Regions from separate parts of the Homo sapiens genome. Here region 2 is linked to region 1. A link is a loop called in an ENCODE intact Hi-C map of the cell type or tissue named here. Cell type or tissue: endothelial cell of umbilical vein. All regions are shown on one strand.

What was found. Hi-C counts contacts between places; a loop is a spot of excess contacts. Peaks named below come from ENCODE experiments on the same cell type or tissue, not always from the same donor. Only the 100,000 strongest peaks of a DNase experiment are listed, where the experiment ranks them.
Region 2: it touches region 1 in a loop (10-fold over the local background); 2 of 110 quality-filtered maps call a loop at or near these places.

The regions. Positions count from the first base shown.
Region 1 is chr17:62,552,278-62,554,777 of GRCh38, reverse strand. It overlaps TLK2 (tousled like kinase 2), which reads right to left. Exons shown (of 22, transcript NM_006852.6): 8 at 2,381-2,476; 9 at 1,023-1,115. Among named protein-coding and RNA genes, the nearest start is that of MRC2, 74 kb to the left of the region's middle. In endothelial cell of umbilical vein, a CTCF peak has its summit at 1,554; a DNase peak (open chromatin) is centred at 1,277.
Region 2 is chr17:62,692,198-62,694,697 of GRCh38, reverse strand. It overlaps MRC2 (mannose receptor C-type 2), which reads right to left. Exons shown (of 30, transcript NM_006039.5): 30 at 1,101-2,467. The coding sequence ends at 2,247. Among named protein-coding and RNA genes, the nearest start is that of MARCHF10-AS1, 13 kb to the left of the region's middle. RefSeq lists enhancers at 1,435-2,096, 2,097-2,500. In endothelial cell of umbilical vein, a CTCF peak has its summit at 1,354 (motif pointing right); a DNase peak (open chromatin) is centred at 137; H3K27ac peaks cover 677 bases.

The DNA.
Region 1 (2,500 bases):
CGCTCCCAGTAGCTGGGACCACAGACACACCACCATGCCTGGCAAATTTTGTATTCTTTTATAGAAATGGGGTCTTGCTGTGTCATGCATGCTGGTCTCAAACCCCTGATCTCAAGCAATCCTCCTGCCTCAGCCTCCCAAAGTGGCAGGTATGGGCCACCATGCCCGGTCCTTTTTACTTTCTTATTTTTTTCTTGAGACAAAGTATCACTCTGTCGCCCAGGCTGGAATGCAGTGGCGCAATCTCAGCTCACTGCAACCTCCGCCTCCCAGGCTCAATCAATTCTCCTGTCTCAGCCTCCCAAGTAGCTAGACTACAGCCGCTTGCCACCACACCAGGATAACGTTTTATATTTTTTTAGTAGAGACAGGGTTTCTTTTTACCATGTTGGCCAGGGTGGTCCCAAACTCCTGACCTCAAGTGATCCACCTGCCTTGGCCTCCCAAAGTGCTGGGATTACAGGTGTGAACCACCATGTCCGGCCCTTTTTACTCTTTAAAAACTATGAGTCAGTCATGCCAAATTGCATATTCAAAATATATTGATATTTTCTAGTGGTATCTATTTAATTCCAGATGAAGCATTTTAAAGGTTTCTTTTGTAAGCACAAAAAAGTTTGGGTGAGTAGGTTATAAAAGGTACAAAAAGCAAAATGGGCTAATAAGTCCTTTGAAATAGCTTATAAAATTCAACAATATTAAAATAACTTCTCTGGAATGGGAAAACAACACTTTATACTTATTCCCACAGTTCTAGATGAAATATAACACTCCACATATCTATTTCTCCAATATAAATTCAATCATTAAAACACTACAGTATAAGATTTCCAATTTAAAGGTAGTGTTTAGAATGCAGGAACCTGGTTCCTACTCAGATTCCCTCAATTAAAGAAAAATACCCAAATGTTTATTATTTCATTGTTATTTGGCTATAGTAATTACTTCTATGATATGTACATAATCCAAATATATATAACAAATGGTGCTTGCTATAAAATCTCTTACATTTTAATACTTACTCTTAATAAATCATCTATTCTTCCCTCCTTCTTCTCTAAGTCAGAATTCTTACTGTTTTCTAGTGCAGATATTTTTTCTATTGTGAGGTCGGACTACAGAGACAAAGGTAAAACAAATTTAGGATTAGTCTCAACATGTTATATGTCATCACACTCTTCTCATTACCTTTCTCGGGGGGGTGGGAAAAAGCACTTGCTCACACAAATGGCCTAGAATCACATGGCTTAAGAAATGAAATCTGCTTGTCTCATCTCATTCTTCAAGTCCTCTGCTGGGTTCCTTATGTCCCACTACACCTACACTTCAAACACATGTTAATTCTGGAATCAAATGTATGAATTCTCACTACTGTGCACTGAACAATGTAGAAACACGTTACTCCAGAAATGAAACTAACTTTGAATAGAAAAGGATCTCACAGGAGACTTGACACACAACTCTCTAAGGAACAAATGCGCCATCTGGTGGAAACAGAGAGCAATCAGAAGGGAAGAGAAGAAGCTACCTGAGTGCTCAACTATCTAACTGAACTGTACAAGAGCTGGTGATTTAGATAAAATTCAAATGTGCTCCAGGGAGTTGTATACCTCTTGAGATTTAAGAAATTCTCCTAGATTGCCAACGATCCTGTCTTGAAGGTAATATATATAGTATCAAAAGAGCCTTCAAGAAAACCCAGTATACTCAAAACTACAAAATGGAAGCTATAGCCACCATCCTTTGCAGATACAATCCTCAAATGTTCAGAACACTACCTAAATTAAAGAGTTTCTGAACACAATTTAAGGAGTAAACCATGTTGGTATCTCACATCTGAGAGAAGTTTAGCCAGGTATAAATAAGTAAGCAGGAAAAGGAATACATTAACTACTTTCATAAATTAGAGAATTAACATTTATTGAAAGCCTACTACAAGTACACTACTAATAAACATTTTGTATACACTGTCTGAGATCATGAGAATCAACCATATTTTCACAGATGATTTGTACTAAGAAAAACTGAGGCCCAGGCCAGAATCTGAACTTAGAGGCCTTCAAAGCGTAGGTACTTTTCTTCTGTGGAATACTGTAGGGAAAAAAAAAAAAAAAAGGTGTGCAGTTTCCTTAACACCATGCTTTAGCATAAGCATTTCTGCTACAATACACCGGAAGAGTAAAGAAAAGCCTCAAAAAGTTAAAGCACCTTCCAAAGGACTTTAAATACCCATAATGCAAGTTATGAATATAATACACACAAATAATGAGGTGGTCAGAGAAATACAGAGAAGTCAGAGAAGAATGACAGACTACACAGGTTAGCCCTTATTCCTACACAGCAGGTATGCCCCTCAATTGATTATCGATCACCAACCTACCTGGGTCTGTCTGTGCTGGATGGAGATCTGTTTTTGGGAGCTGCAGGAATGCTCTGTGTTGCCAGATCCCGTAGATGAGGGACTGTTTTGCTGAGCCTACAATAAAGGTGCATTACCAAT
Region 2 (2,500 bases), 140 kb before region 1:
CAAACCACCGTCTTGTTGTGCCTGAATTATTACAAGAGCTTCCGCACCAGCCTTCCTGCTTTCACTCCCCCGTTTCCCATCCATTGTCTATTTCTCAACTCCTAGCCAGAATGATCTTGTTAAAAGGTCAGCCTGATTAGCCATTCCCATTGACTTCCCACTATCCTGAAAATAATGCTACATTCTACCACTGCCTTCAGGGCCTTGGACAATCTGGCCCTGCCTGACTCATCTCAGCCTCAGCCCACCTCGCCTCCCTGCTGGTCCCCTAAAGCACCAGGGATGCCCCCCTAGCCCTGGCCCAGATATTTGCATTGCTCACTCCGCCACCTCCTTCAGGCTGCAGTCAATCTCACTCCCTCTAGTGAGACCCTCCCCAGACACACAGGCCACATTAGCAGCTTCCCCCTGCCTCGCCCGATTGGCGTTGGTTAACCTTCCTTTGTTGGCATCTCCAGCTCAAATACCGGCTGAATGAACAAGCAGGTGAGTAAAGGTCCTGCCGTCCATTCTGCCTTCTGTGGTTTCAGAGCCCAGGCTCCCTAAGGACACATGTGAACTTTCAGGCTGTTAGAGGGCAGGTATGATGGCTGCCTTGGAAGGACGGTGATGTGGAGCCCCCACCCAGGGCCGGCCTGGACACATCAAGTGCTCCCCTGGAGCCGCAGCCCAGAAACGGCAGTAACGCCTAGCGCTTGCAGAGCCCAGAGGCACTGTTCTAAGTGCTCTGCACAGATGAGCTCCCTTGATCCTCACATATCCTTAAAACAACCCTAGGAGGTGGGTCCGGTTCTCCCCACTGTGCACATGTTGAGAGGTGTGCTAAGTTGCCCAAGCTTGCACGGCTGGCTGCTCAGCAGCAGATGGCCTGGCTCCTGAGTTCTCACCCACATTCAAGCCCCCAGGAACAGAGAGAGGGAGGCGCAGGCCCAGAGGGGTGAGCTCCTAAAGATCGGGGGTGAGAGTGTCCCCTAGAGGCCCAGAGACAGACGCAAAATGGCCAGCTGCAGAAAACACCTGTGGTGCAAGCTCCAAAACAACAGTTATCTCCGAAGGGACAGACGTGAAGAAGCAGGCTCACCACAGGACAAGGCAGAACCTTCTCTTTCAAGCCTCTTAAAGGTGTTTTATTTGTTTGCTTTTCTTTTTTCCTTTTTTTTTAAAAACAATAATGGCACATTTAAAAAATCAACTACAGAGAAAGGGCCATGTCTTCGAGTCCATGTTCACATTGTCCCACGCTGTCGCACCAGGATGGGCCGCATACTTTGTCCTGGCTGGGACTGTGGCCTCTTGGAAGGGTACTGGGCCACTCCAGGGCTCGGGTGCTGCTCCTCCTGGATCCACTAGAGGGTGAACTCTGGGCCCTCCCAGACTCCTGCTCCTCTGGGGCCCCCAGGACTCTGGCAACCCTTCCCCTTGCTCCAAACCAGAGCCAGGAGCTGGAGATGTTAGGGAACTTATTTTGGTCCCCACAGGGGACTCTTCCAGGGGCAGAGCCCTCCCCCGCCCGGCAGGAGATGACATCCCAGCCCGGCCCAGCTCCCACCCTGGGAGGTTGGGGTGTCTCTCCCCAGTCTTATCTCCAGCCCAGCAGACACCACACCCGTGCCCTGGTTCTCAGGCCCAACCCACCTAGGCCCCTCCTGCCACGCCCCACAGCCACCCCAGCAGGCACAGGAGTGATGGATGCTCAGCCCCCTCAGCTGACCCTCATCAGGAACAAGAGGGCTCCCCAATCCCCAGGGCCCGGCTCAGAAGGAAGGGGTGGGAGAGAAGGGGCGAGAGGGAGCAGGGTGAGGGGCACAGAGCTGAGGCTGCCAGGTGGGAAGAGAGACACAACAGATCTGCCCGAGGGGACAGGGGAGGCTCCTCGGGCTCTGCAAAGAAGGGGGTCCTGGGGCGCGGATCAACAGGCCTGGGCCGGGGGCTCTGGGGAGAAAGAGGCTCTCGTTCCCCCTCCCATCCTACCTCTGGTTCCTGTGGGGGCACAGGACCAGGTGACAAGACCTCAGGCCCCCCCAGAAAGGGAAACGCCACGCTGCACTCAGCTGGGTCTCAGCCCAGCCCTTGTGGGAGGGTGGCACCCCACCAGCCCAGGCTCTGCCCAGCTCCGGCTCCCAACAGCGACTCCCAAGGGCACCCTTCCATAGGCCAACTGGACAGGCAGCTGGTGGGGGGCCAGACTGACCCAGGGCCCCAGCTCCCCAGCTCCTCCCGCCCTGGCCCTGCCCACGCGCCTGGCTCTATTCTTGTTGCTCATTCATTTCCATGTCTGACACCAGGATGTTCTTCTCAGTGGCCTCGGTGGGGCTGGAGCTGCTGCGGCTGTAGCGGGCACCCTCAAAGGCCCCGCGCTCGATGCTCTGGCGCCTCCGGTAAAGGATGAGGGCTGCGGTCAGCAAGGCCAGGAGCAGCAGCACCGCCATCAGCACCACCACCAGGGCCGCTGGGTTCTCTGGAAGCGCTGCCAAGGCGAGTGGGCGTGAAAGGCCAAGTG